Regions from separate parts of the Homo sapiens genome. Here region 2 is linked to region 1. Evidence: chromatin loops called from intact Hi-C (ENCODE). Cell type or tissue: HepG2. All regions are shown on one strand. Links, peaks and the distances in the headings refer to the core of each region. The heading gives the core; the rest is flanking DNA.

Evidence for each region. A loop is a pair of places that touch in the nucleus more often than their neighbours do. Peaks named below come from ENCODE experiments on the same cell type or tissue, not always from the same donor. Only the 100,000 strongest peaks of a DNase experiment are listed, where the experiment ranks them.
Region 2: a loop joins it to region 1, with 4 times the contacts of the local background. A loop is called at or near these places in 8 of 110 quality-filtered maps.

What each region holds. Positions count from the first base shown.
Region 1 is chr9:32,247,268-32,263,632 of GRCh38, reverse strand. No RefSeq gene overlaps it. Among named protein-coding and RNA genes, the nearest start is that of ACO1, 130 kb to the left of the region's middle. In HepG2, for the core only: no CTCF peak of the experiment used is centred there; a DNase peak (open chromatin) is centred at 7,222.
Region 2 is chr9:32,129,628-32,145,992 of GRCh38, reverse strand. No RefSeq gene overlaps it. Among named protein-coding and RNA genes, the nearest start is that of ACO1, 250 kb to the left of the region's middle. In HepG2, for the core only: a CTCF peak has its summit at 9,179; a DNase peak (open chromatin) is centred at 9,062.

The DNA.
Region 1 (16,365 bases), core at 3,405-11,404:
TTTTCTTTAGCTCATAGTTTTGCAGCTTCAATCATTGATAAACCTAAAGCTGTCATTTTTTAATTTATTGAGATGCTCTTCACATTCTCCACAGAGTGAGCTAAGATGCCAATGAAAGTCCTTACTGCAAAAGTGAGATTACAGAAAATAAATTTATATGTTCCAAGTACTAACTTGCATCAAGTTGAGTCCCAGTTTCCTAAAAGTACAAAGGTCTCATATAAATTTAATATATCCTTATTGCTACATCTTTGCAGACATTCATCAAATGTAATTAAGTTACTGCTGTCAATAAAATGCAGAGAGGTAAAATATAGACTTTATTATGTATGTGTGTGAGAGATTCATTGAAGAAGACATGGGAAACCCAGTTTCTGGTTCCGGTTACATGCTTTGTTTTTATAGCAAGATGGAGAGAAATACTAAGCTAGAGTTTACAAAAGTTGGCTAGGTCTCAGAATTACATGGGAGCTCTTTAAAAATACAGCTTTCTGGACTTAACTGAAACCTACTGAGTTAGCCTCTCTAGTGTTAGGGTACAGAAATTTGTATGTGTGTAGAGCACCCCAGAGATTCTGATACAGTTATTCCTCTGAAAATGGTTTGACAGTATCTTTTACTAGGAATAAACAGAAATATTAAAATTAAAATTTTTTATCCGTATTTGTTTAATCCAGGCAAATATATAAAAATAATGCAGGCCTAGCCAGAATCATCTCTTGAGCCTCAGATGGAAGGAGGTGAAGCACTTCGTGCCCATGGGTAAGGGATATAAAGTCAGTGGACAGAGACTGGGGATCCTATCCCGGAACGTGATTAAGGATGAACTGGAATAAAAAGTCCAAGACTAGTCTCTGGAGCTGAGGGATAGTTCTAAGGCAGGGGACACAGTAATGGAGCAGCAATGAGGGGCAGGGGGAAAGAGGACCACCATACTGCATAACTCCAGGAACCATTCACATGATACTTGTACTAGTTATCGATTGCTGTGTAACAAATCACCCCAAATGATTTCTTTGGGGTGCTTAAAAATATTTATTATCTCATAGTTTCCATGGGTCAGATATCTAGGTTTCTCATGTAGTTGTATTCAAGCTGTTGGTTGGTGCTGGAGTCATCTTTGGGCTGAACTAGGGGAGAATCTTCTTCCAAGCTCATTTATGGTGGCTTTTTGTGAGGCCTCAGATGTGCTCTCAAGCTCCCTGATGTGGTTGCTGACGGGCCTTGGTTCCATGCCATGTGGGCTTGCCTGTGGGATGGCCAGGAGTCCTTTTTATATGGCGTCTGGCTTTCTATTGAGTTATGGGGGAGAGGGAGAGAGGGAGAGAGGGAGAGAGGGAGAGAGGGAGAGGGGGAGAGGGGGAGAGGGGGAGAGAGAGAGAGAGAGAGAGAGAGAGAGAGAGAGAGAGAGACTGGGCACAGAAGCCACAGTCTTTTTATAACCTAGTCTCAGAAGTGACATTCTACATGTCATCACTTCTGGGTATTCTATTCACCAGAAGTGCATCACCAAGTCCAGCCCACACTCGACAGGAAGAGTATTAAGCACTTTGAAGGGAGGAATATTAAAGAACTTGTAAACCTATCTTTAAAACCTACACAGTAGCCTGTGTCCCCTGCCTCCTCTAGCTGGGCAGCGCACAACATCCATGTCTGTACATGACAGCCTGGTTGAAAACCAATGGTCAAGAGCAGGAATAGAAGGTGAGACAAACCTGAGTTTACCTGAAGAAATTATGGGTAAGGAGTAGGGATGCGTGTGAAGGAATGGAGCACGGTGGCCAAGGGCCCAGGCTTCAGTTTCAGTGTCTTTATCTGTGTGTAAAGGGAGTATAAACAGGCAGTAATTGTGCCAGCCCTATAAGGTCGCTTCCCACATTAAGTTCTCCAGTGAGCTTTGTTGTTTCTACCACTGCAACACATCTCAGAAGTATCCTTTTTTCTCCATAGCCATGGCCACCTCCTTTTCCCCAATCCTCTACCATCTCTGAATGATAGGAATCTGGATGGCAGTAATGATATTCCCACTAGTTTCCCCACTTCCACTCTTGCTTATCTAAGGTTCATTCCCCTCTCAACAACTGGAATCATCTTTAAAAAGTACACAAATGATCATACCATACTCCAGCTTAAAGTATTCAGTGCTTCCCTGTGGTTTTAAAATAGAATCAAAATTCCTCACCATAAACCATAAAGCCCTGAACCACCCAACTCTCACTTATCTTTCCAGATTTACCTTGAACAATTGTACCCCTGGCATTTTTTCTGCTCATCTAGCAAGCCAGGCTTTTTCCCAGCTCAGGGCTTTTTCCCAGGCCTGTCTGGGATCTCTTCCTCCAGGTCTTTGCATGACTGTCTACTTCAGTTCTTCAGATCTCCCCAGAGTGACTTTCCTGATCACCAGAAATTTTTTATCTCTTCATTTAATTATTTTCTTTCCTTGCACTTACGTGGTCTGTAATTGTCTTGCTATTTTTTGTTTTCTTATTTATTGATGTCTCCACTTGCCTGGAAAGTGTGCTCCATGAGGACAGTGCCCTGTCTATTTGGTTTGTTTGCTGTTATATCCTCAGGGGTTAACCTGATCCCTGGATCATAGGAGACTCTCAAATAGAGTTGCTGAATGAATAAATACATACATGAAAACATATATTAAATGCTTCCCCTAGTTACCCTTTGGCACATATAAGCCCAAATATATATTAGATAATTACATATTGGAAATACAGTTGACCCTTGAACAACATGGATTTGAACTGCATGGGTCCACTTACATGGGGATTTTTTTTTCAACCAAATGTGGATTGACCAAATATACTGAAGGCTGACTTTTCCTATGTGTGGGATCTGCAGGACAGCTATGGGACTTGAGTATGCAGGGATTTGAGTATAAGTGGGCAGTCTTGGAACAAACACCCTGCATAAGCCGAGGGGAGGCTGTACTAACATCTATTTTGCATGACTGGTGAAGCAATAAATTAGGATAGTGTGTGAAAGGCACCAGCTGTAGCCCCTGGTAGGTTAAATCAACCACCATTTGTTAAGCGCCTAGTATTATATTTGTGTAAGGCAGGTGGGGGCGGGGCGGGGGGGTTCGCATATGGCTACTCAACATCTGTATGTTTGGGAGCTCCTAGATATTTAATTGAAGTTTCAAAATTTTCATATTGATATTATTTAGATTTTAAAATCCCACACTACCGAATGTTGTGCTCATGTAGAGAAATGTGAGACAAGGGAGTATATTATTACTCTGGGCACAGTTTGAACCATAAAATATGTCACTAAATAGACCTTAATGTTGGAAGCATCATTAACTCAAGCATTCCATTAGCTTGTGTTTCCTACACTTGACAAAATCAATCTTGTTTGTGTTAGAATATTTTTTCTCCTATAACAGGGATATAAATGAAAACATTTAGATAGTACAGAAAAACCATCAAGAGAAAACAATTCCTTCAATATAAGGGCTGCTACTGGCTTGGGTTTCATTCTGGGTGCTGGGTCTTCCACTGGGACATCCCACATCATGTCTCATGGTACCTCCCTTGGCAGAGAACTTGGCACAGGGAAGCTGCTCAATAAATGCTCCTTAAAGGAAAGTGAATGTGAACTGAAGTCTAGACCAACACCTTATGGGAAGACATTGTTACCTTTGTAGCACAGGATTGATGTGTTAACAAATGGGAGACAAGATACCTAGTCTCAGGAAGTTGATTATTTTTAGTTTCTTCTCTTGCAGGCAGTCTCAGAAAGTTAACTTTCTTTTCCATCTTCTCTAATATTTTCAGCCTCTCTACAGCTCAAACAATCCCTCTGTCGCTCAGCACGATAGAGTGGCCCATAAAGTCTCACACTCCATTTCCTAGAAGACAAATCTAGGGGCTTTTGATTTTATGCATTGTAATATTAATCAAGACATGAAAAAATAGGAGGTAGCATATATAATAAGCATATAAAAATATTTTATAATCTCCTTCTGAAAAAGTAACTAGAATACCTGTTAGACTTCTAACCTATGCCCTTTTTCTTGGGGAAGTGTTCATCAAACCTCCTATTCTTCCAATCTAACTCCTTGTAGAAGGGACCTTCTTTGAGCAGTTACGAAGAGGCAAAATAGATCAGTAGGTGATTCTCATTGTGTGAAGTGGGTGATTTTTATTTCTGAGAATGTTTAGCTTGAATGATTTCCATTTTAATTGAATTTTCGCCCAACCCAGGAAGAGTCATCTTAAACAGTCACCACACTGGATAATGATATGGTCAGTAAAGGGTTGTCTCTGAATAAAAAAGAGACCTCTAAGAGGGAGGGTTTTATGCTATTCTGGTAATTCCCAGCATATTTCCCTGTACTTGTAAGAAAGCAAATTTGACTTGTCAGTCTTTTAAAAATTTCAATTTTGAGAATAAGTTATAATTTAATTCACTTCCATTCATCAATTCACAAACATGCTTTGTGCTAGGATCTTGGGATACAAATTTTAAAAGACATGTTCCAATTTCAAAGATCTTCAAGTAGAATGGGAGAGACAAAGCTGCAAAGAAGCACATGCGTGACAATTCTATGACAGAGGCAGGAGTACAGGGCATGGTTAGTTATAAAGAAGAGAGGAGTTAATTTTTTCTAGGCTGGCAGATACTAGTTAATTGAGTGTCAAGAGATAACATATTAATTATCTATTGCTGGGAAACAAATTACTCCCCAGACTTTGTAGCTTCAATCAACAAAATTTATTATAGTTTCACTGGGTCAGGGGTCTGGGTATGGGGTAGGTGGGTGGTTCTTGCTTAGTTTTTTGGGAGGCTGCAATTAACATGTCAGCTGGGCTGCAGTTATCTTGACTACTTGACCAGGGAGAGATTTGCTCCCAAACTCACTCATTGTTGTTGGTAAGATTCGGTTCCTCATATGCTTTTGGACTGAAGGCCTCAGTTACTTGCTGGCAGTTGGGGCTTCTCTCAGTTTCTGGCCACTTGGGCTTCTGCTTAGAGCAGCTCACAACATGGCAGCTTGCTTCACCCCAGTGAGCAAGGAAGAAGAGGCAGAGAGTGAGTGTGAGCAAGACCAGAGGCATGGTCTTTTGTGATCTAATCTCTAAAGTGGCACCTCATCACTTTTGCCATAGTTCGTTCATTAGAAGCAGGTCACTAAGCTTAGCTTACACACAAGGGAAGGGATTACACAAGGGTATGAATACAAGGAGATGGGGATCGCTGTGCACCCTACTGGAAGCTGACTGCAGATGAGCATTTACCAAGGTAGACTTAGGATGGTGGAAGAGGAGAGGCACATTCAAGGAAGAGAATGCCAGATGAGCTAGCCTTGAAAGTGTGAACAAGGCCTGATTGGAGAATTTCAAATATTTGTCTGGGATGCAGGGTGCAGGGGTAGAATGAAGAGTGGTGATGGTGGTGCTCATAGTAGTGAAGACAGAAAAGGATCTTAGATAAGTAAGAGATAGGTTCAATGAATATAAAGTTACAGTTACACAAGCATAGTAAGTTCTAGAGATCTGCTGTACAACATAGTGCCTACAGTTAATAATATGGTATGTGTACTTAAAAGTTTGTTAAGAGGGTAAATCTCGTGTTAAGTGTTCTTACCACAAAACAGAACAAACACAACAAAACCAAAAAACAAACAAAAAACCCATGGGGACACAAGGAAACCTCTGGAAGTGATGGATGTTTGTTATGATTGTGGTGATGGTGTCATGGATATATGCTTACATCCAAATTCATTGAATTATACATATTAAATATGCACCTTTTTTGTATATTAGTTATACCTCAATAAGGCTATTAAAAAAGGATACAGGTTATGAAGGGCTTTGTAAAGAGAAACAGAGAAAATTAAACTTTACACCGAGGGCCTGGGGAACTATGAAGGAATTTTAAGGAGAGGCATGATCACACATTTACCGTTGGAAGATTACTTTTATGGCAGTGTTGATAAAGAGGTTGTTTATCTTGCTAACAGTTGATCCCATTAGACCCTCATAACCAACATGCCTGTCAGCTTTTCTGGCCTATGGAAGTGAGGAGATTCAGGGCTATGCCATGAGCCGTGATTAATCTGTTGCTTGATTATGGGGCCATGTGTGTTGTGCAAGTTGTGAAATGGCAGAAGAGTAGGCAACTGATCTCTTTTTCTTGCATCAATTTCAGGAAAACTGGAAAAACTTAGATCAGAAGCAGTCGTTCGTTTGTTCCTTAGTGGAATAAAACTTACTTAGCTTTTATAGATTGTTTACTTTAGTTCCATTGAAGGAGAGCCACCCACCATTTCTTTCTTGAAACCTTACTGTTCTATAGTTGGAAAGTTTTGAAAAGGCATATGCTGGTGACCGTCTAGAGATTTAGAATGCTTTCGAAATAGAAGACAATAAAGCAATCATGCCTCAGTTCCTTCATTGTAAAGTGAGGGTCTTGATCATGGTGGTCTCTGAGGCCCCAGAGAGTTCCACATGCTGAAATTTTCTGTAATAGGCATAATTGCTTAGAAATCTACTTGGTTATGGCCGGGCATGATGGCTCATGCCTGTAATCCCAGCACTTTGGGAGGCCAAGGTGGGCGGATCACAAGGTCAGGAGATTGAGACCATCCTGTCTAACACGGTGAAATCCCGTCTCTACTAAAAATACAAAAAATTAGCCAGGCGTGGTGGCCGGCGCCTGTAGTCCCAGCTACTTGAGAGGCTGAGGCAGGAGAAGGGCGTGAACCTGGGAGGTGGAGCTTGCAGTGAGTCAAGATCGCCCCACTGCAATCCAGCCTGGGGGACAGAGCGAGACTCTGTCTCAAAAAAAAAAAAAAAAAAAAAAAAAAAAGGAATCTACTTATTTTACTCCTAAAGATTAATTTTAAGGCAGAGTATATTCTTCCCATTTCAGCCTGACATTAACTCTTTGATGTTTTTGGGTTATAACATTTTAGAAAAAGGCCTTTCTTCTATTATTGTTGAAAAAGAGCTTTCTTACTGTACTATTGCAAAATATTTAGAAAAGCAGTTGCTAAGATAAGATCGGAACTTGTGAAATGCTTTTACTTCCCACTACACTGCTGACAGGCTGAACTCCTTTTTTCTTTTCCAGCAGAAACATTGTCATTTCCGACAGAGAATATATAATGCACGAAAAGATGGACAGCCGAGAGTGATAAAGCACAAGTGGAGGGTCTGTTCCACCTTTGTCAGTCAGCTAGGAAGTAAAAAGAGCCATTCATGCACCTGAGTTTGCCCAGAGTCATCCTGCCCCATCTGCCGCTCATGGAGCAGAGCAATACCCTAGCTATGCAGTGCTGGAGCGAATCCAAACATGTTTCTTTTGAATTGAGATGAGGTCTGTGTGGTTAGATAAAGGGGCTCTCTATTTGCCACCACCTAGAGAAAGTTCTTGAGCTTGACATCATGTGAAGATGGCAAAAGAATTTGTGGGAAATGACTGGACTCTTACTCTGCAATGAGAACTAGGTATTATTTGTTGTACACATTTGCAAAAGGGAAATGTGAGATTCTGTGATCTCTGCAGGTCCTCCTCACTAAAGATGAAGTGAGATCCTCTACCTAGTGCAAAAGGTATATTTGGGGAGCTTTAAATATATTTTTAATAATTTATTTTTAAGCTGGGTTGTTAACACACAGATGTTCATTATATTGTTTATGCTTTTCTATGAAGAAAGCACAGGTAGCAGTGACATTTCTAAACAACTTTGAGATATCAACATATAATAAACACATATTTAAAGTAGGCAATTTGATAAGTTTTGACGTATGTATATACTTGTGAAGTCATTACTGCAATTAAGAAAATGAACATACCCATCAAGCCCAAAATTTTCTTCATGCTCCTTTGTAGTCTATCTCTTCTGTTTCTCCATAACCTGCTAACTTGCTGAAACTATGGATTTCCTTTCTGCCACTGTAAATTAGATTACATTTTCCAGAATTTTATGGAAGTGGAATCATGCAGTATGTACCCTATATTGGCTCACTTCTTTCACTCAGCATATTTTGAGATCCATCAATATTGTTGCATGTAACAATAATTTATTCCTTTTCATTGGTAAGTAATATTCCATTAAAGGGATATGCCACAATTTATTTATTCACCTGCTGATGGACATTAGAGTTGCTTCACAGTTTTGCTTATCATAAATAAAGCTTCTATGAACATTCTTATACAAGTTTTTTTTTTTTTTTTGTGTGTGTGTGTGTGTGTGTGTGTGGATATATTCTTTCATTTCTTTTGGGTAAATACCAAAGAACAGAATGGCTAGATCATATAGTAGGTATATATTTAGTTTTTTAAGAAACAATATAACTATTTCCCAATGTAGCCATACCATTTTGCATTCCTACCAACAGGATTGAGAGTTCCAGTTCCTCCACATTCTCTGCAATGCTTGATACGGTCAGTGTTTTTAGTTTTAGCCATCCTAATAGGTATGTGGTCATATCTGATTTTAACTTGCATTTCTTCAATGAGTAATGACGTTGGACACGCTTCCGTATGCTTATTTGCCATCTATATGTTTTCTCTGGTAAATTTTGTGTTCATTCTTTTGCCCATTTTAAAAACTGGTCTGTTTGTTTGCTTATTGTTTGGTTTTGACAGTTCTTCACATATGCTAGATGCAAGTCTTTATCAGGTATATGTTTTACAAAAATTTCCTTCCAGTTAATGACTTGCCTTTTCATTCTCTTAGGAGTGTCTTTTAATAGTAGAAGTTTTAAATTTGAAGACAAATTTATCATTTTGTTCTTTCATTGATTATGCTTTTGGTGTTGTATCTAAGAAATCTTTGATTAACCCAAGGTCTCCAGGATTTTTTTTTCTTATTTACTTTTTAAAAGTTTTATAATTTTTGGGCTTTGCATTGAGATATATGATCCATTTTGAATTGCTTTTTGGCCTTTTGGCTAAGATCAAGTATAATTCATTTTGAGTTAATTTTTTAATATATGAAGTACAGTTCTAAGAGCATTTTTTTTGCATAGGGATATCCAATTGTTCTTGTACCATTTCTTGAAAAAATTATCTTTTGCCACACATATTTCAATTTTTTCTCCACACCTGAGGCTTGTCTTTTTTTCTGACATTGTCTTTTGTAGTACAAGAGTTTTGAATTTTGATGTAGTCACATTTATCAATTTTTATCATTTATAATTTGTAATTTGGGGGCTGTATCTAAAAAACCTTTGCTGCTTAAAAATATCTTGGCTAGAATTGGATCTCCAACCTTTAACTATCTGCCTATTGTATGATAATCAAACATGCAAATATGGATGGAATATTTTTAGTGTAAGGAATATACTAATATTGTGAAGATACTGTATTATTTCAGAAACTGTAGAGACGCCAGGGGAGTTGCAAGTGGCAAATTAGGAACAGAAGAAACTACAAAACTTTGTTGGGAAGAAAGAGAAAGAAATTGCCAAATGTACCTCTAACTATTTTTGAGAACAGAAGGCTGATAGTGGTGGAGATGAGATGAGGCTTAGCAGCAGGTGCAAATTCATGATGATGACAGTTGATGTTAATATGCTGGGGAGTAGGTGGTGTGTATACTTGTACTTAAAGTGAAAGATCAACCATAGAGTATCAGTGTCCATCATCTCATTCTGTGAACAATTACTGGAAATCATTTTGGCACAGAAAATAAGTTACTCATGTTCCTTCTCTGACACCCAGAAAAAACCCAGCTTGTGATTCATGTGATAATTGGCTTCTCTTCTTCTCACACGCAGGGGACTCTCCTTGGTCAGCATCTTTTCCTGTTCCCAATCTCTGCCACTTCCCTTGGTCTGTGTGGTCAACCTGCACACTCCTTAGTTCCAACAGCTACTTTACCTTTTACCTCATTTAGGTCACTGGATGTGTGCTGGTTCCCTGTACCTTAATACGTATGCCTATACGCAACTATCTCCTCCAACTTTTGCTCCAGTTCCAGACAAAGGAGGAATGATACCCCTTCTCCTTAAATCCAGCATGATCTTCCTTTTTAGTCATTCTCTCTTACTCATATCCTTATTGCTGTCTTTCCACTGTCTTTATTATTTCTTGCAGTAAATCAATATGTTCATGGGTCTTTGTCCTTAAAAAAGTCCTGTGTGGGACCCTGAATCCCCTTTTTGTTGTCTTCCTCTTTTATCCACATTTTTTTCAAAGAGTAATAATGCTATTCCCACTTCTACTATTCCAGCTTTCTTTCTTTCTTTTTTTTTGAGACGGAGTCTCGCCCTGTCGCCCAGGCCGGAGTGCAGTGGCGCCATCTCGGCTCACTGCAAGCTCCACCTCCTGGGTTCACGGCATTCTCCTGCCTCAGCCTCCCGAGTAGCTGGGATTACAGGCGCCCGCCACCATGCCCGGCTAATTTTTTTTGGTATTTTTAGTAGAGATGGGGTTTCACTGTGTTAGCCAGGATGGTCTTGATCTCCTGACCTTGTGATCCGCCCACCTTGGCCTCCCAAAGTGCTGGGATTACAGGCGTGAGCCACCGCGCCCGGCCTCCAGCTTTCTCCTCAATCCACTGCATCCTGGCAGAGGATGCCTTCATCATTCTATTGAGATTGCTTTCCCTCGATCCAATAGCTCTTTCATTGTCATATCTAATGGACATTTTTCAGGTCTATTTTACTTAACTTATGAGTTGCATGTACTTCTTTTTTTTAAACTCTGTACCTTGGATACCATGAAATTTTACTTCCTTGGTTCTTCTGCTTTGCAGACTATTTCTTTATTGTCTGTATGCTCAATAAATTTGCTTTTTTTGGTAACATATTAAGTGACTCATCTAAATGAATGATAAGTATTGTATGCACACTGGACCTATTTCTTGTTTCTTGTCAAGCTTTTAAGTTGGGTACCCAAATGAAAATCTTACTGTTAACTTCTGTTTTTTATTTGAGTATGTCAAATGTTTTAATTTAATCAATTAACTTTTCACTGACATAAGTTTAGTAGAGAAAGCATCCCCTTGGATCTGTTTACCTGTTCTTTTTTTTGCACAAAGCTGAACAGTCATTAAATCTGGGCATGAAAACAGCTAAGTCCAGAGTATTCAACTCACAGGATGGGAATAAAGAGAGCTGTTCTTTAAAAATTAGGCAAACCTTAGAAATCTGTAAATGAAAATTGAAATTTGGAGCCTAGAGGTAGAAAATGTAATTAAAGAGAATATGGAAGCTCTAAGATTTTTTTTTTTTTCTGGGCAGAAGTAAAAAATAAGCCAATCTTATTTGCCTTTTTCTCTACCAGATAAGAAGGCAATACAAAGGCTTAGAAATACAAAGTTGCCTTTGACATTTAAATATGTTTTTGACATACAGTGTAGTAATCCTTGTTGAAGTCAGAAATGTAGTGTGCAGGCATGGAGTTAAGGCTAAATTCCTTATATGTATAATTTCATTGTCATGTTTGGTAGAATAGAGAGAAAACATTAAATGTGAACATATATTCCTGTCCATCAATATTATTATCTTCTTACTGGGTAGAATTAATCTCTTAAAAATCTTGTCTAATTTAAACCACTTTGGGACATTTAAAAAAGTGTCAGTGGTTATTTCATTTGGTCAAAATTTCAAATATATACTTTTTCTTAAGAAAACTATTTAAATGCCTTGAAAAGAAGTCCATGAAGGCTTATGCAGGATAAGACAATAGCATTTATATTTATTCTTTATTTTAGCACAAGAGATTTTGTTTCCTTTCACTTGCTCACATGAAATATAGCTGGTTTATGCCCAATAAACAGCACTAGCCTTCAAAAAGAGAGTGGCAGCATGCCTGACTAATGACAGTTTAAAGCCTCTGATGCACAGGGATCAAATTAAATAAGCCTTCTGTGTTGTCAAGATTTAGAATCTACTGATGCACCGACATTTATTCATCCGCTTTTTATTTAGCTTTGAAGGCTCGCAGGTCAGTTGCGTCTGATTACTCTGGACTCCTTCCAGAACTAGCTGAGGCCAAAGGAACAGGCACAGTTACAATTCCACCAGGTGGCAGTCTTTGACGGAAAAACTTTTGTGTGCAACCACTGGTTGCTATCCTCTCCTCCTCTCCATCCCTTTCTTTTTCTCTTTCTATATTTTCCCCTCTCGTTCCTAGGAAACATTTCATTTTTCTTTATGAATGTATTTAGCATTTATTTACTTTCTTACTGTCATGATCTTCTTTCCATCTCTGGAATAATGAAGGGGATTTCTGAATACAATTGCAGCAGAAGGGACTATTCTCCTTAGTAAAAGCAGATAAATTACATAAAAGGTGACCAAATTAAAAAAAAAAAAGAATCAAATGCTAACCCCCCACCCTGCAAAAGAAAACTACATAAAATAACAGAGACCAAATGCGCTTATAATCTATCCTGTATGCCCTAAAAAAATCCATCCTGCTTTTTTTCCTGGAAAAAAGTGGTTGTTGAACTGACTACATTTGCTTCACGAACTAGTCAACAAAGCTGTCTTCTGGAGCAGACAGCTTAGACAGATCTGAAAACCTCATGTCCACTTTGCTTTTTACCTTGGAAGGATTGTTTATCGACGGGGCATGAAGATGAACAGAGAGGCCTGGTCTGCTCTTCCAGGACTGGATGGTCCCTGCATAGCAGGAGGCAGAGTTGCATAAATCAGTCTTACTAAACCACCAGGCTATGCATAGGTGAGACAGAGTTGACTGAGTCAAATAAATTGTTTTGCTCAGTCCTCACAACTGTACTTTAAATTACAATGATGAGGCCGGGTGCAGTGGCTCACGCCTGTAATCCCAGCACTTTGGGAGGCCGAGGCGGGTGGATCACGAGGTCAGGAGATGGAGACCATCCTGGCTAACACGGTGAAACCCCGTCTCTACTAAAAAAAAAAAAAAAAAAAAAAATCCAAAAAATTAGCCAGGTGTGGTGGCGGCGCCTGTAGTCCCAGCTACTCGGGAGGCTGAGGCAGGAGAATGGTGTGCACCTGGGAGGCGGAGCTTGCAGTGAGCCGCGATCTCACCACTGCACTCCAGCCTGGGCGACAGAGCGAGACTCCCTCTCAAAAAAAAAAAAAAAAAAAAAAAAAAAATTACAAATGATGAAACTAAGAATCATGTGAGCCAGCAACTTGCCAAGGCTATGTGACTGTCATCATCAGAGAAAAGACTCAGACCCAGGTCTATTTCATGCCAAGACCCTAAAGGCTGTCTAGGTTGCCTCCAGTTTAATTATGCCAGACTTTTCTCCCAATTCCTTTCCTTTCCTCCATATTAAGTCCATTCTCCACATTTTCCATATCATTTTCTTATTCTTGTATCCAATTTCTCATCCTCCAGACCTTTACCAGATTCTCATCCTAAGTTACTTGTTTTATGAGTAGCCTGTTCATGACCTCTACCTATTCATTTCCCAGTTGGGGAGTCCTCTTTTCTTCATTAATTTCTATAGGTTTTTAAAAAATATCTTAAGTACATTGCTACCTTGTCATACATATTTCAAATATTTTTTAAAATAACTTCATTAGTCTTCTTCAGTTTGCTTACGGAAACTTTTTTCTATGTAGAATATTTTATGCTTTATAAATTTGAATCTGGTAGTTATTTCTGTGATGATTCCTAGCTTTGTTGTGTTGTTTGCACAAATGTTTTCATCTCAAAATTGCAAAAAATATTTTCCTTTGTTTTCTACTAGGATTTTTGTTTTTGTTTTTTTTTTTTTTTTTTTTGGTCTTTATTGTTTGCTTTGAAATCTTTCAGGCCAAATGTGGTGGCTCACGTCTCTAATCCCAGCACTTTGGGAGGCAGAGGCAGGAGGATTTTTTGGGCCCAAGTTTTCGAGACCAGCCTGGGTAACAAAGATGTAAAAGTTCATTCTTAAAGATATAAGAAGGATAAAATTTTCCTTATAATTATATTTTTATCTTTATTTTCCTTTGTAAGCATTTTAAAAATAGATAGGACAAAGGTAAATTTAATGCACTTCCAAACTGAATTATGAAAAATAAGAGTACCAAAGACTCAATATATAGTCTAATATAAAGACTATAATATAAATACAAATACAAAATTTACAAGTATGTCTATATGTATCTTCCAAGCTCAATACACTTAGAAATGCTTCACTCATTTCCATAAGGTATCTAGCTATGATAACTTTTAAACTCTACCTACCCATTTTTAGTTGCCTTTTTTTGAAGGATGATGGGTGGATACTGACATACTCGCTGACTTTCCTGCTCCACTCTTTCTTGTGACAATGGCCTAGATTTCCTAGTATTTGGAATGCAGTGTGTTGCTTTGAATCCTGCCCAAGCTCACTCTCCTAAACTAATCTCAGATGTTTCAGGCTCATTAACTCTACACTCTTAACAAGTTAAGTTCATTTGAGTTACATTTGTTAATTTACTGTGTTAGGGAATTACTCACAATGTGTGTGGCTATGCACTAGTGGTCTGAGGGAAAGATCATTGTTTATTATCTGAGAGTCATTTCACCAAGGGGAAAATTTTGACTTCATCAGTTTTACCCATAATACCAGAATATCAGCTTTCTATACTTCCTGCATCCAGAAACAAGTTTTGAATAAAATAAAATTATCAAAGTAGTAGAGAAAACCAGTTTATCCAGGAGATCTAGTATTAAGATATGGATATTACAGCATATAAATTATGACATGATTGTTTTGAACAAAAGCAGTCATCAAATCAACATCTCTTTTGATTCAAACAGAATTACTTTTCAAACTTTGCAGGCTACAAATTGTACTTGTGTTTTAAGAATCAGATACTTAACCAAAAAGCTGAAACATACATAAAATAAAAGAACGTTTCAAGACTGCTTTAAGAAATCATGTCTTTGTTGGAGTAAGTTTTGAAAGTGGCCTGGTTTTTGTTTTAAGACAAATACCTAAATTTTATTTTAAAATCTGGCCTCATACAGAATTTGAGTTCTGACCCAGTGGTTAATTTTGAGCATGACCTGAGATCATATAGAATGTTTTGAGCTATAGAATCTGGTATTTTTCTCTTAGCTTTCAAAGAAGAGTATTTTTCTCTGTGTTTGCCTCTCTCTCTCTCTTTCTCACACACACACACACACACACACACACACACCCCCTCAGAACTGTTTTAGATTCTCTGCAATACACACTCAAACTGGAGAAAATCAAACTTCCTTTAGTTTTCAGCAATGTCCAAGTGGAAAACAAAGAAATATAGTAGATAAAGGCGCTCAACTTAAACTTTGAACCTTGGGCGACTGTAGCCAAGTACTGAGCATTCTCTGTGAGCACTTAAAAAACTTTTGACACATCAAAGAGCCAGTATTTCTGTCTGCAAGCTTGGGAAATGGAACTATATGAATTCAGGGATTCACTGAATCAGGGAAAATTGTATATTGAGGAAGGGGGAAAATAGGATGATCTGGACCAGAACAGAATTATTTACAAAATCAATGAAAAATCCTCAACCCTAAATATTTTCCCATTTTTAAAGAAAGGAGTCAATAGAAGCTAACACCAAAATCACATTGTGTATTACATACAGTTCATGGTTTACATAATTGTACTTAAGTTAACTTTGGTAAATTGTCAAATTTAATCCATTTTATGGAACCACTTAACACCTTATACATTCTTTGTTACTATGAAATTCCTAGTAGAATAATTTCTTCATATATTGGAGATAAATGGCAGAACTTGCTAGAATCTTCCTGGTAATATTACTGAAGATTCTAGTAGGCAGAGCACGTCAGTAGCATCCCCAGACAATGGCTTCTACTTAAGACCTGTTGCTTGAGTTAATTAAGAAGAAGAATTTCATAGCACTGCAAGCACTGACAGAGACTTCAGATCTCATCTCTAGCGAAATCCTCCTATTTTAAGGAATTCGAAGTCAGGATAGGAAATGACTTGTCCAAGGCCACTAAGGGAACATTGCAGGGCTAGGACTGGAATACAGATCTCCAGACCCCACTCCTGGGCTCACCATCACCTGCTTCCTGATTTCACCAAATTTCCTTGTTCTGGCAAGGAAGAAAGCTCTCTTAGTCTGTTTCTGGGACAAAAATTTTTTTCTTGCCACTTGCAACACTTTAGAGAATAGAAACATAACAAAATCATTGTTTTGCATTAATACTTCCATTTCTAGCCATCTCGGCAATCAATCAGAACTTTTATCTTCTTGTCTGAAGAGACAAGGACATTTAATTCACAACAATTTCCTTTCCCTTTCTCTCAGTGACTCTATTGAATAAAACATGATGGATCACACTCTGCATTTGCATGCCAGCTAAAACAGGGCCAAGGCTCTGCTAGAACAGGGAGGATCCTGTCCTTGCCTAAGCGTGACAGAGGTGAAATGGAGGTTAGCACTGGGAAATGCTCAAATTACACAC
Region 2 (16,365 bases), core at 4,304-12,303, 120 kb after region 1:
GACTATCTGTGTTCTCCATGCTATTAGAAGTAGAGTCCTTAGCATTTTGGGGTATAATCATATTAAGCAGTCAACTCCAGAAAGGAATCCATCCATAAAATTCTGTTCCTTTAGAACCGCTCCTGGTGACACAGCTTCGATGACTGGAGGAACACCAGGGTCCTTCGTCTCATGCCGGTTCAGATAAAATGACACAGACACACATAGAGTGGTTTTAAGGAGTGAAAAGTTTAATAGACAAGAAAGAAGGAAGGAAGAAGAAAACAGCTCTGCCATACAGAGACAGCGGGAGGGGGGATATGAACAAAGAGAAAACTCCGTGTGTGCTGAAAAGTGGCTGCTTATATTGGGATGCTGGAGGAGGCAGTGTCTGGTTTCCATAGGGCCCAGGGGATTGGTTTGACCAGGTGTGTCATTTACGTAGCCCGCAAAAAACCTGGCCCTCCCACCTTAGCCCTTTAAAATGCAAATGTGGGTTGCCATTATGTTCCAAACACATGGTGTTATCTGGCGGTCGCCATGATATTTGGTACCTCTGGTGATAAGGAGAAGGTGGTGGGAATTACCATTTTGAGTGAAACCAGTTTCTAAAGGCCAGCATTTGCATATCAAAGCTTGCTGGCCAGGCTTTTCAAGCAGGTTTTTCTGTTAGAAAAGAGATGGTTGGATTGTGGAAGACAGTGTGGTGATTCCTCAAGGATCTAGAACTAGAAATACCACTTGACCCAGCAATCCCATTACTGGGTATATACCCAAAGGATAAATCATGCTACTATAAAGACACATGCACATGTATGTTTATTGCGGCACTATTCACAACAGCAAAGACTTGGAACCAACCCAAATGTCCATCAATAATAGACTGAAGAAAGAAAACATGGCACATATACACCATGGAATACTATGCAGCCATAAAAAAGAAGAGTTCATGTCCTTTGCAGGGACATGGATGAAGCTGGAAGCCATAATTCTCAGCAAACTATCACAAGGACAGAAAATCAAACACTGCATGTTCTCACTCATAAGTGGGAGGTGAACAATGAGAACACATGGACACAGGGAGGGGAACATCCCACACCGGGGCCTGTTGGGGGTAGGGGGCTGGGGGAGGAATAGCACTGGGAGAAATACCTAATGTAAACGACGAGTTGATGGGTGCAGCAAACCAGCATGGCACATGTATACCTATGTAACAAACCTGCATGTTGTGCACATGTATCCCAGAACTTAAAGTATAATAATAATAATAATAATAATAAAAAGAAAAGAGATGGTTGGGGTGGTTGTTTCTAATTACAAGAAAATTTCTACTGAGAACATTTACCCTTACTATCTGCCTAAAAATCATTTCTTAATAACTCCTGTATCACTGGTACCAAAATCTGTATTAGTCAGGGTTCTCTAGAGGGGACAGAACTAATAGGATAGATGAATATATGAAGGGGAGTTTATTAGGAGAATTGACTCACACAATCACAAGGTGAAGTCCCACAGTAGGCCATCTCTAAGCTGAGAAGCCAGGAAGCTCGTCTGAGTCTGAACACCTCAAAAGTAGGGAAGCTGATAGTGTAGCCTTCAGTCTGTGGCCGACAGCCTGAGAGCCCCTGACAAATCATTGGTGTAAGTCCAGGAGTCCAAAAGCTGAAGAACTTGGGAGTCTGATGTTCAAGGGCAGGAAGCATCCAGCATGGGAGAAAGATGGAGGCCAGAAGACTCGGGTCAGTCTAGCCCTTCCACGTTCCTCTGCCTGCTTTTATCCTATTCATGCTAGATGGTGCCCACCTGAATTAAGGGTAGGTCTGCCTCTCCCAGTCCACTGACTAAAATGTTAATCTCCTTTGGCAACACCCTCACAGACACACCCAGGAACAATACTTTGTATCCTTGAATCCAATCAAGTTAACACTCAATATTAACCATCACAATCCTGTTAACCAGCTCATGGAAAAATAAGTAAAAATGATTGTACAAATATTTGGCAATTTCACCCAAGGATAGCAGGGAGTGTCTTGATTTTAAATGATAGCATTATTTTACTGTGATCTCACAGTAAATTAGAGTTTTAAAATATATATAAAATATATATTAATATATTAATATAATACTTAATATAAAATAAAAAATTTCAGTTTCTTTTTAAAAAATGTAGCCTTGTGTTGCATTTTACATCTTAAGCTATTTGTACATGATTTCATAAAAATAATAATGGAAAAAAAAGTAGAGTGAATAAAGGAAAGTAAGTTTAAATGTCTCAAGTTTCCTTAGTTATTATTAAACCCTTATATAATTTGTATACAGAAAAATATGTTTTAATATATAGGTAAAAGCCATTCTACTGTTTTGCACAGGGTCTGGGAATGCAACAATGGGAAAGTCAGTCCTTACCAAGATCTTAAACAGTCTTGGGTTTGCTTTCTAATTAATTTGACTTTATTAACTCACCACGATGACATTTTTGTCTTGGAAGAGGGTTAGTCTGTGTTAAGTGAACTGATAACAAGCCTCTTTATAGAGCAATATATAGATTAGTTACTATTTGCAGCAATGGTAACCTAGAAGTCTTGTGTTGTTGATTGGTGCATCGTCTTTGCCTTAGGAACAACTAAGAAAAAAAATCAATTTCAGATGATGTTATTTGGTAAGTAAAGGGTCAAAATAAATTAGTGGAATGATTTATATTACTTTATGTATTATGAATTATACCTTAAATAATTATAATGAACTAGAATAGTATTATTAGCCAGAGTACTTCTCCCCTGATCTATATTGTTGGAACACATTCTTCAGTATCCACTTGCAAATGTTCTTGTAATTACCAAATTATTGGCATTACCATAGTCAGTTTTATAGCTTATATTTCATAATTGCATTTTAAGTTGGCAGTTTCCCAGCTGAGTTAGAAGTTAGCATAACCCCATCAACATTATGTTTATAAGTCATATTTTAATGAGTTTTCCTTATTGGAAGACATTCTCATATGGAAAGTACCAGGCATGTACAGGGATTTTGTGATCTTTTAATCAAAGATTAAATAAAAAGGTGATTTGAAACAGGGGACATTATGTAAATACAATATGCCACTCATTAATCCTTCTATTCCATAATCTATGAATCTTATAGACTGAATCTTGTCTTTATTTGAAAGATACTTTTCCTTTTATTCTGAACAGTATATTTTATTCATGTTATTAAATATTCCTATGAAATTGATAATAAGTATAATGAAGAACATCAACAAAGTGAGACATGCAGTAACTCACTCATGGAGGCAAATGCTTACTTGTTAATCTTGACTAACTCAACTTTCAGTGGATCACCCCTTCTATTAAAGCAGCTTATTTTCTATGGTAGACATCTGCAAAATGGATCATATTTTCCTTTTACAGAAACAGAGATGAGTATTACATCAGTATTCACATCAACAAATAACAGTTGAACTTGAAATTTCAAAAGTTATCGTAAAAGCATATACCATTGACATTTCTGATTAAAATGGTGAGTTGCTTTTCCCCCTAAATGGCTAAAACTGACAATGTGATTTTCCATGTGTGTGTCTGTTTTGCTATAAGAAACATTTTTCAAAGAGTCTCAATTACTGATATGTCTTTCCTATCAATTTCACCTTTGTGCCATGTCACATCTCTTTAAGAAAACCAGTTTAACAATTTTCCAGCTTGCAAATAGGTGAATTAGGAAATACATTCATGAAGTGAATTATGAGATAATCTAAAGCACTTACAGCCAAAATTGATTCATAAAACTCAATTTACACTAATCCTTTCAGACACTCAGGCAGCGACCAGATGATACAGAACTATAAATAATAAAAGATAAGGTTCTAGTGAAATAAACTGAAGGTATAACCAAATACAGATGAATAGCCTAACTGACATTGTGGTCAGGAAAACTCTGAATTAGAGAATGACTTCTGTGTATAAAAAGGTCTTTCTACGAGTTTGCCATTTTAAAAAATGTTGTAATTATTAAATGTTCTTCACTTAAACACTTGAAAAGATAGAAAAAAAGCGAGTTTTCTGCTTTACTAAAACTTATAGGAAAGGCCTTTTTTGTGTAAACATTGGTTTTTGTGGAAAGTTATGGTTATAGAGAATTGTGATTCCTTATTGGATGGCAGTTAATCTCTTGTTAGAAATAGTATTCCTAATGCTAAAATACATCTTATAAGGCATTTTCTATGATTTTAGTTGAATTCTTTCTAAAACTTGGTAAATTCAGCAAATGTTTCTTATTCACATTTTATTGGTCAGCAAACAGAAACACAGGTATTAAAGGACTTGTCTTAGGATACACAGTTATAATAATAGAGTCTTTCCAACACTTTAGGGAAAGTTTAGCAACCTGATACTTCCAACTGTAAAGATGCTGAGAGTTTAAGCAACTTGTCCTGCCAAGTTGGCAGAGTGAAGTGGTGGCAGAATGAAAACTAAGTCATAAACATTGAATATTTAGAAAACAAAGTTACAGGACTTTGACTATTTAGAAAACATTTTCTAGGAAAACTCCTTGTTTAGGCTAGAATTCAAATCTACAGTGTGTTTATAACAGAGTCCTGAAATATTTATCCTGAGTGCTGTGGCTTATTCCTTCCAGGATTAGTAGAACCTTGACCTTTCCTCCTTGAGGCCATAATTGACCAGAGTCTTTCTCATGCATTGCTTCTGCCTCCTGCCATTGGAGTGGAATTAGCAGAAAATGACATCTTCCACGGAGCAGGCAGTCACTGTGCCTCCTTGCCTTTCTGCAACTGTGTTTCTCTCTGCAGCATCTACTTCTTTGCCCTGTAAATTGTGAAGGCTCAGCAAACAAGACTGGCTTAGTAGAATTTTGTGTCAGTTGAATCTAAACACAAAACTATCTGATATAACTATAGGCAGCCTAACACTGTAATCTTGGAGGAATAGACAACAATTGTAGGACTGATAGGGCTAGGTTTAGAAAAACAATTCCGAATACAGCAAATGATGTTCACTGGCTTCAATTTATGGGCTGCCTGATAGTTATATATTTCTGTGTGATTTGAGGCATTTATCTTTTTTCTGTCTTTTGATATTTTAGTAAGATGTTGAAAGGAGCTGCATTGGAGTTTACTGAGCCAGTTGCTAGAATGAACTGGCAATACATATTTACCATCTGTTCTTAAAGAATGAAAATCCCAAGTTCCATTAATTCACCAATATATGCTAATCCATTTGTATTTCAAGATGAGATTATTGACTTTGGCATCGAAATGTGTTTTATTCCTAAAAATTTTCCATACTGTTAAGGTTAAGCACCTTTTCCTTAGTCTTCAAGGAAAGTTAAAGACTTTCCTTTGAAAAGGTGCTTTGCTTGCATCTCTTACAGAAGCACTTTCATAACACAATGGGAGCTATCGTTTGAATCACTCATTCCACAAGAACAAGAATCTGCCATAAGATCTCCAGGTGGTTTCAGGTAGAAGAAGGGTGGAGAGTGTTGGCAGTAATATGGTATGCAGCTACTATTTCCCCAAATCTTTCTCTAGGCAGAATATTTCAGGAAATATTTATTCTAGAGGGCTCTTAAAAACATTTTCATTAAAAGATTATGCTAAAAATCTAATTTTAAAAATCCACACAACAGTCTTAATTTTGTGAATGTCATAAGAAGCTAGGGAATTCTGCTAAATCCACTTTTCTGTTATCTGGAAATTCTCTAATTTACTGAAGGTTATTGATAGGAGGAGAAAGGAGATGTGAGAGAGGGTTGGCAGAAAGAGCTCATGTTCTTACTCCCAAAGTCCTCTGGAATCATTGTCACCCGTGGACTCTGGCCTTATCACTGGTTCTGCTGGGACTTCTGTCTCCCAATTCTTGAAATTGCATTATGCATATGTTTTCTCCTAAATATTGCCTTTATTATCATCTCCTGGAAAATAGGTGACTCATCTTCCTCGGTATTGGGAAGAATGTGCTTCTTGTGTCTATTACCAACCAAACTAAAACCTGGAAAGGTATGGAAGAAGGAAATACAGAAGGTTGATGCTCAAGACACTTATATGTTGAATGATGTATTTCATTTAACCTATGCCACAATATTTTGTGCAGAGTTTAATAATAATCGTAAGCAACATGTCAAGGCAGAGTTTGAACATTATTTAGCAATCCATTGTTTTAAATTTCTAATCTGTTTAAACTCAAAATATTCTTCTCTATGGTATTCTTCTGTTTCTCTAAGCAATTTTTTCAAGATTGCAAAATGTGAATCATAATCAGCTGAACCAACAAAAAATCACATGCTCAGTGAAGTTTCGTTAGCTCTGTTATTTAAAGCTGATCTGCTCACACAGCTCCATTCCCACTGGTCCTCTTGCTATTCCTTCACATTTTAAGCTGCATATCTGTGGCAGAGTCTCTGCACTGCCCGTTTCCTCTTCCTGGGACATCTTTTCCCCAGATCATTACCAAAATCATCACTCTCTTCCTTCATCCAGGTCTGTGCCCAAATTGCACCACCACCTCTGAGAGGGCTTCCTTTACAGCCCTATCTCAGACAGCAGCCTGTCACTCTCCTCTTATGCTGCTTTTTTTTTCAGCATTGTCACTACTTACTATATTTGTACCCATTTATGGATGGATTGATTGCTTGTTTTATGCAGTAAAGCATAAGCTCTATGAGGACAAAGACTTTGCTTTGTTCACTGTACATTCATTCCTAACATCTAGGGGAAAAAAAGGTGCCTGGAACTTCATAGGCACTAGGTAATTAAAAAAATAGCTTTAATGCTTGCACATTCCACCTTTAATAATTGCCTTTTGAAAAATTGCCATTATGGAAAATACTCAAAAAAACTTCAAATGCACCTGGCAGTTTTAACCTGGACTTTAACAGAGACTATACATTGCTGTAATGTGTTCTTTTGTTTTTAAAATGTAAAAGCAAATTTTTAATAGACAAGTCATAATTATGTTACATTTATGAAGTGCAATGTGATGTTTTGATATATGTATGCAATGTGGAATGATTAAATTGAGCTAATCAACATATCTATCACTTTACTTTTTAACTTTTTTTATTGATACATTTGAAACTTACTCTTAATTATTTTGAAATATACAATACATTATTATCGATTATACATACCCTGCTGAGCAACAGATCTCAAAACTTATTCCTCCTGTCTAACTGAAACTTTGTATCCTTTGACCAGTTATTTACTCCCCATTCCCTCACTCCCTTACCCCAGAATCTGATAGCCACCATTCTTCTCTCTAATTCTGTGAGTTCAACTTTTTTGCAATTCCACATATAATTGAGATTATGCAGTATTTGTCTTTCTGTGCCTGGCTTATTTCACTTAGCATGTCCTGTAGATTTACCTATGTTGTCCTAAATGACTGAGTTTTATTCTCTTTTGAGGCTGAGTTGTGTTCTACTGTGTAAATATACTACATTTTCTTTAGCCATTCATCCGTTGATTGACACTTGATTCCATACCTTAGCTAGTGTAAATAATGCTGCATTGAACATGGGAGTACAGACATCGCTTTGACATATTTCTTTCAATTCCTTTGGATGTATTCTCAGAAGTGGGATTGCTGGACTGTGTGATAGTTTTATATTTAGATTTTTGAGGAACCTCCATACTGTTTTTCATAATGGCTGCACTAACTTACATTCCCACTAACAGTGTACAGGGTTCCCTTTTGTCCATATCCTTGCAAACACTTATCTTTCATCTTTTTGATAAAACCCATTCTAACAGGCATAAGGCGATATCACATTGTGGTTTTAATTTGCATTTCCCTGATGAGATGGTGCTGAGCATTTTTTTCATGAACCTGTGGTCATTCATATGTCTTCTTTTGAGATGTGTCTATTCAGGTCCTTTGCTTATATTTTAATCAAGTTATTTGTTTACTATTGAGTGAAAGAGTTCTTTATGTATTTTGGTTATTAGCCCCTTAACAGATATATGTATAGCTTGCAAAATATTTTTCCCAGTCTGTGGGTTGTCTCTTCAATTTGTTAATTCTTTTTTTTTTTTTTTTTTTTTTTTTGGTTGCTGGGCAGAACGTTTTTAGTTTGATGCAATCCCATCTGTCTATTTTTGCTTTTGTTGCCTGAGCTTTTGGGGTCATAGCCAAAAAATCCTTGCCCAAACAGCAGTGTTATGGAGCTTTTCCCCTAAGTTTTATTCTAGTAGTTTTATAGTTTTAGGTTTTACATTTAGATCTTTAATCCAATTTGAGTTGATTTTTGGGAATAGTGTAACATAAGGGCCTTATTTCATCTTTCTGCATGTGGATAACCGGTTTTCCAGTGCCATTTACTGAGTGCATTGTCCTTTCACCATTGTGTGCTTTTGGCACCTTTGCCAAAAATCAATTTATTGTAACTGTTTTGGTTTACTTCTGGATTCTTTATTCTATTTCATTGATCTATGTGTCTGTTTTTATGCCACTATCATGCTGTTTTGGTTATTACAGTTTTGTAGTATATTTTGAAATCAAGCAGTGTGATGCCTCCAGTTTTATTGTTTTTGCTCAAGACTGTTTTAGCTATTTGCAGTCTTTGTATTACTACACAAATTTAAGGATTGTTTTTTCTATTTTTGCAAAAAGTCACATTGGAATTTTGATAGGGATTGTATTGAATCTAGATTGCTTTTGATAGTATGGACATTTTAACAATATTAAATTATCCAATCCATGAACATAGGATATCTTTCCATTTATTTGTGCCTTCTTCAGTTTTTTAATAACTGAATTGACATCTTGATCTTCCTAAGTAGATCAGATTCCTCTTTTCAATGTTTCCTATAACTTATTACAGTCTGTAAGTTGCAGACTGTAAATACAAAAAGTTACAGTTTGTAAATACAAACTAACATTCGTGTACATATATATATACACACACCCACACACACACTCCCCCTCGTTAGAGTCTATGTAATACAGACCTCAGATAACAATGTTTAAATAAGAGGTTTAAACAAGAAGGAAGCTTACTGCTCTTAGTGTAATAGCCTGTAGGTAGGCTGTCCCAGGGCTGGCAGGGCAGCTTTGATGCATGAGGTCATCCAAGGACACAGCTTCTGTCTTGTTACTCAACCATCCCACAGGCACAGTCCTCCTGTGTGCCATCCTAGATAGCCATCAGTTACACATGCCTGCCAGCAGGGAGAGAGTAGGAGACAAGACGGGCAAACTCTCCTTTCCTGTAATAGTGTGATAATTTCCAATAATGAGGGAGTCTGGGAAATGGAGTATTCATTATACCCATATGAAAGTTCATTTATCAAGGAAGACAAAATAAATTATATTGGAGGACAAGTAGCAGGCTCTGCTACAATCTCTTTGTGTAAGAATTTAATTACTGTTCCTCTCTATCACTGAACCTCTATCCTCTGTATCATTGAACACCTATGATTTTTCTGTTTAATCTTTGGGTCCCAGCACAATGTCACTACATAATAGTCACTCAGTAAATACATAGTTAAATAATTATTTTATTGATGATGCCGGTATCAGCTGGGAATATTCACTTATCACATAGAAAATTTTTCAAAAAGAAGGAAGGTAGGAAGGTTATTCTATCAGTCTAGGCAAAAGGAGAGGAAAGTTGAAATAGGGAAGTGTTGATAAAGATGCAACAGAAAGATGTGAGGAATTTAAGGCTTTACAAGATAATGGTGGGAACTGAGGGAGAGAACTGTCTGAGGAAGTTGGGAAGGGGAGGTGATAGGGTCTTCTGTAATGGTCACTAGGCCTTCCCTAGGGGAAGAATGGGCGGCTCAGGGAGGGTTTCTGGGGACTCTGGAGGTTCTCAGATGGCCCCTCTTTCCATTTTATGAGCTGCCCAGATTCTTAAAAAAAAATCACCATTTTTGTGAAGCTTAGTTTCCATTATAATTATTTCCCTTTCAAACAAATAAAAAATTCTGACTGACACGTTACTGAGAGAGGGGTCTTGAAACTTGTACCTGGATTTGTAGATAACCCTTTGCTTATATGTAGACATTTGCAAACATCCCAGTGTATAAGCAAACATTCTTGGAATGTTAAAAGAAACATATTGCCAATATAGCTAAGCTTAATGTAATAGAAAAAATACTCACTGAAAATGTATAGATACATTACAAAGATTAAAAAGTGACTGCTGTTGAATGTGATAAACACTTTCTATTAAAAGTAATATTTTTGGTGAAAAATCTTAATTTCTATAATATGCAATAGCATAAAATAAACTGCATATAGGGGTCACATTTGAAAATTATAAAAACCTGTTTTACTTTGAGACTTCATATACCTAAAATAACAATAACAGTAGTCAGCAATGATCCTAAAACAACACAAGGCAAATATAAAAATAGCTTTTCTAAAAATGATGATATTAACTTCAGCGGGGGAAAAAAATGACAAAGACAAAAGGTATTTTAACTATCAGGCTTTTATCATGTCATCCTCATAAGATTAAGTCAGCTTTGCCTAAGGTAGAGGCAGTTTCACATCTTACTTTGTGTTTCATGGTAACAATTGCAATGGAAAAAGGTCACTTTCACAACAAATTGATCCAAGATGAAAAGTGAACAATAATGCCAGTATTATTTTGCTAAAGTCCTCTGTGAATTAAAAGTAGCAAAATTTATGATGACATATGTGGTTTGCCATGTTGGTATAATATTTATGTTTGAATCAAGAAATCTAAAAAAAAATTTAATGTGGGCTATATTTGGGCTATATTGAGTGTAAATATGTTTTACGTAGTTCTAGTATAGTACAGGATCAATTTTTATAGTTTTTATGCTTAGTATTATTTCATGCTTCTCACCTTTTTCAGTATCATACTTATTTTGAGTAAAAAATGTGTCTGGGACAGCTTATGATGCTTATGATGGGCTTTGTATGACATGCTAAATAATTTGAAAATTGGTTGGAAATGCTGAGACATATGAGTATTTAACAGGGGAGTAAAATAGTGAGTCTGATTTCAAAAAAATTACTCTGTGACAGTGAGGAAGACTGATATGAGGCAGCCAGGTTGTAGGAAGGAAAATGAGGAGATTCGACATTTGAAATTGCATATGTTCTTTCTCTATACATTAAGGTGTTTGCTAAATTGCTGTTTGAACTTTTCCTCCCTCTCCTTGTCCTCCACCTTCTTTAGTCTTCAGACTGCAGTTAACTTTCTGAGAGGGATATTTTTACTTAAAACCTTTGCTGTCCTAGTGGCAGAGCTTCCAGGAATCAGGACTAAGGACAGATTTGAGTGACTACCATCACATTGTGTTCAGAGTTCTTATTCCTCACCAACAACTAGACACTGGTATTGGGTTAAATTACTCGAGCTAGCCTCCTTCTTATGTAGGACAGATCTGTTTCTGAGTGTCCAGGTTCCTGACTGAACAGATGCATCAGTTTATTAGACATGCCCACATATGTCGGAACCCCAGGAACTGATGTAACTCAGGATCTTTCTCAGGTGGCTCCTTGGCCCTGTAAATAGGCTTCTGAAGGTATATCTCATCAGTTTGCAAAACAAGCCTAAACCTGCCTGAATCCCAGCAGTGAGCGGGAGTGTCTCAAACTAAGTCCCTCATCTACAGCAGTTGCGGTCAAAATAATATCAAATAACATAACTGGACTGGGTCTCTTTGTATCCAATTTAATACTTCTCAATGAGTTTTCACATACTTCATCTTCACAAAAACACTTTGAGATACATTGGGAAGGCATTTCTTATAATCCCATTTCCAAATCAAGAAAATAGTAGGAAATGTGAAGCAAATAGGAGGGGCAAGACTAGAAAGTAGCTTTCTGATAACTGAAATGGGAGATAAATAGGAAACTAACTGATTTTGTAGCTGCAAGAGCAGGAGAATGGGCATGTGAAGTGATATGGAGATAACTGAAAACTAAAAGGACAAGAAGAGCACAAACCCGATTAAAGGAGATGAAAGACATCAAGTCTTAGGTGGGGAGGGTGGTGGTAACACATAAATGTGAAGAGAAATCTTCCCTACCTGATATCAAGAATCAATATGAGGTTTCTGGGATAAACATATAATAAAACAACTTTGTTCTGAATTTGCTTTCAATAAATTACAGGGGGAAAATACTCCAAGTAGTTAAGATCATTTAGTCAAAAATGTATCTGTCAGATCTAATCAGGTTTGTAGAACATTAACACTGCAGTTAATTCACTTCATGGTACCATATTGAATATAAGTTACACCTTTGTTTTATGTGTCACTAAATTTTTTTAAATGCTGCCAATTAAATATGGCAAGCCAGTAATTATAACATGTATCTTGATTTCAGAGCTGATGAAATATTTACAAATGTGTGTCTCAGATTAATTTAATGTCATTAATCATACTTTCCAAATATATTTTTATGTGAATGATAGAATCTGTGCACATTAGTTGATGAAGTTCATTGTGCAAAAGACAAACTTACCTAGTTGGCTAATGATCTCAATCACTTGCCATGTGACAATCTGGGGAGAAAAATGAACCTTATAAACTGCCACAAAGAAAGCATGGTACCACGCCTGTAATCCCAGCACTTTGGGAGGCCGAGGCGGGCGGATCACGAGGTCAGGAGATCGAGACCATCCCGGCTAAAAAACGGTGAAACCCCGTCTCTACTAAAAATACAAAAAATTAGCCGGACGTAGTGGCGGGCGCCTGTAGTCCCAGCTACTCGGGAGGCTTAGGCAGGAGAATGGCGTGAACCCGGGAGGCGGAGCTTGCAGTGAGCCGAGATCCCGCCACTGCACTCCAGCCTGGGCGACAGAGCGAGACTCCATCTCAAAAAAAAAAAAAAAAAAAAAAAAAAAAAAAAGAAAGCATGGTACCTCAATATTTAGAGTATTTCATTCCCAAGAAATATTTTATGGAAGTTAAAACGAAGAAGATAGCCAAAGCGGGTTATATACACATCACGATATTGATTCTTCCTATTCAGGAGGATGGGATGCTTTTCCATTTGTTTGTGTCCTCTCATTTCCTCGAGCAGTGGTTTATAGTTCTCCTTGAAGAGGTCCTTCACATCTCTTGTTAGCTGTATTTCTAGGTATTTTATTCTCTTTGTAGCAATTGTGAATGGGAGTTCATTCGTGATTTGGCTCTCTGATTGTCTATTGTTGGTGTGTAGGAATGCTTGTGATTTTTGCACATTGATTTTCTGTCCTGAGACTTTGCTGAAGTTGCTTATCAGCTTAAGGAGTTTTGGGGCTGAGATGATGGGGTTTTCTAAATATAGGATCATGTCATCTGCAAACAGAGACAATTTGACTTCTTCTCTTACTATCTGAATACACTTTATTTCTTTCTCTTGGCTATTGCCCTGGCCAGAATTTTCAATACTATGTTGAATAGTAGTGATGAGAGAGGACATCCTTATCTTGTGCCAGTTTTCAAAGGGAATGCTTCCAGCTTTTGCTCATTCAGTATGATATTGGCTGTGGGTTTGTCATTTATGACAACAGCTCTTATTATTTTGAGATATGTTCCATCAATACCTAGTTTATTGAGAGTGTTTAACATGAAGGGATGTTGACTTATCGAAGGCCTTTTCTGCGTCTGTTGAGATAATCATGTGGTTTTTGTCATTGGTTTTGTTTATGTGATGGATTACATTTATTGATTTGCATATATTGAACCAGCCTTGCATCCCAGGGATGAAGCTGACTTAATCGTGGTGGATAAGCTTTTTGATGTGCTGCTGGATTTGGTTTGCCAGTATTTTATTGAGGATTTTTGCATCGATGTTCATCAGAGATACTGGCCTGAAGTTTTCTTTCTTTGTTGTGTCTCTGCCAGGTTTTGGTATCAGGATGATGCTGGCCTCATAAAATGAGTTAGGGAGGAGTCCCTCCTTTTCTATTGTTTGGAATTATTTCAGAAGGAATGGTACCAGCTCCTCTTTGTAACTTTGGTAGAATTTGGCTGTGAATCTGCCTAGTCCTGGGATTTTTTTTGGTAGGCTATTCATTACAGCCTCAATTTCAGAACTTGATATTGGTCTATTCAGGGATTCGACGTCTCCCTGGTTTAGTATTGGGAGGGTGTATGTATCCTGGATTTAAAACATTTCTTCTAGATTTTCTAGTTTATTTGCATAGAGGTGTTTATAGTATTGTCTAATGGTACTTTGTATTTTTGTGGAGTCAGTGGTGATATCCCGTTTAGCAATTTTTATTGTGTCTATTTGATTATTCTCTCTTTTATTCTTTATTAGTCTAGCTAGCAGTCTATCTATTTTGCTAATTTTTTTCAAAAAGCCAGTTCCTGGATTCACTGATTTTTTGAAGGGTTTTTGATGACTCTATCTCCTGCAGTTCTGCTCTGATCTTAGTTATTTCTTCTGCTAGCTTTTGGATTTGTTTGCTTTTGCTTCTCTAGCTCTTTTAATCGTGATGTTAGGGTGTTGACTTGAGATCTTTCTAGCTTTCTGATGGGGCCATTTAGTGCTATAAACTTCCCTCTTAACACTGCTTTAGCTGTGTCCCAGAGATTCTGGTACATTCTCTTTGTTCTCATTGGTTTCAAAGAACTTCTTGACTTCTGCTTTAATTTCATTATTTACCCACAAGTTATTCAGGAGCAGGTTATTCACTTCGCATGTAGTTGTGTGGTTTTGAGTGAGTGTCTTAATCCTGAGTCCCAATTTTATTGCACTGTGGTGTGAGAGACTGTTTGTTATGATTTCCATTCTTTTGCATTTGTTGAGGAGTGTTTTACTTCCAATTATGTGGTCAATTTTTGAATAAGTGCCATGTGGCACTGAGAAGAGTGTATATTCTGTTGATTTGGGGTGGAGAGTTCTGTAGATGTCTATTAGGTCCACTTGATTAGAGCTGAGTTCAAGTCCTGAATATTCTTGTTAATTTTCTGTCTCATTGATCTGTCTAATATTGACAGTGAGGTGTTAAAGTCTCCCACAATTATTGTGTGGGAGTCTAAGTCTCTTTGTAGGTCTCTAAAAACTTGTTTTATGAATCTGGGTGCTCTTGTATTGCGTGCATATATGTATTTATGATAGTTAGCTCTTCTTGTTGAATTGATCCCTTTACCATTATGTAACGCCCTTCTTTGTCTTCTTTGATGTTTGTTGGTTCAAAGTCTGTTTGGTCAGAGAGTAGGATGCAATACCTGCTTTTTTTTTTTTTTTTTTTTTTTTTTTTTGCTTTCCATTTGCTTGGTAAATTTTCCTCCATCCCTTTATTTTAAGCCTATGTGTGTCTGCATGTGAGATGGGTCTCCTGAATACAGCATACTGATGTGTTTTGACCCTTTATCCAATTTTTCAATCTGTGTCTTTTAATTGGGGACTTTAGTCTATTTACTTTTAAGGTTTATATTGTTATGTGTGAATTCGATCCTGTCATCATGATGCTAGCTGGTTATTTTGCACACTAGTTGATGCAGTTTCTTCATAGTGTCTTTGGCCTTTATATTTTGGTGTGTTTTTGCAGTGACTGGTACTGGTTTTTCCTTTCCATAGTTAGTGCTTCCTTCAGGAGCTCTTGCAAGGCACTCCTGGAGGTGATGAAATCCCTCAGCATTTGCTTGTTTGCAAAGGATTTTATTTCTCCTTCACTTATGAAGCTTAGTTTGGCTGCATATGAAATTCTGGGATGATAATTCTTTTCTTTAATAATGTTGAATATTGCCACCACCGCCCCCTTTCTGGCTTATAGAGCTTTTGCTGAGAGATCCACTGTTAGTTAGTCTGATGGGCTTCTCTTTGTAGGTTACCTGGCCTTTCTCTCTGGCTGCCCTTAACATTTTTTTCCTTCATTTTGACCTTGGAGAATCTGATCATCGTGTGCCTTGGGGTTGATCTTCTTGTGAGTATCTTAATGGTGCTCTCTGTATTTCCTGAATTTGAATGTTGGCCTGACTTGCTAGGTTGGGGAAGTTCTCCTGGATAATATCCTGAAGTGTGTTTTCCAACTTGGTTCCATTCTCCCCATCTCTTTCAGGTACTCCAATCAATTGTAGGTTCAGTCTTTTTACATAGTCCCATATTTCTGGAAGGTTTTGTTTATTCCTTTTCATTCTTTTTTCTCTAATCTTGTCTGCCTGCCTTATTTCAGCAAGATGGTCTTCAAACTCTGATATTCTTTCTTCTGCTCGATCGATTCATCTATTGATACTTGTGTATGCTTCACGAAGTTCTTGTGTTGTGTTTTTCAGCTCCATCAGGTCATTTATGTTCCTCTCTAAATTGGTTATTCTAGTTAGCAGCTCCTGTAATCTTTTATCAAGGTTGTTAGCTTCTTTGAATTGGGTTAGAACTTGCTCCTTTAGCTCAGTGGAGTTTGTTATTACTCATCTACTGAAGCCTACTTCTGTCAATTTGTTCAACTTATCCT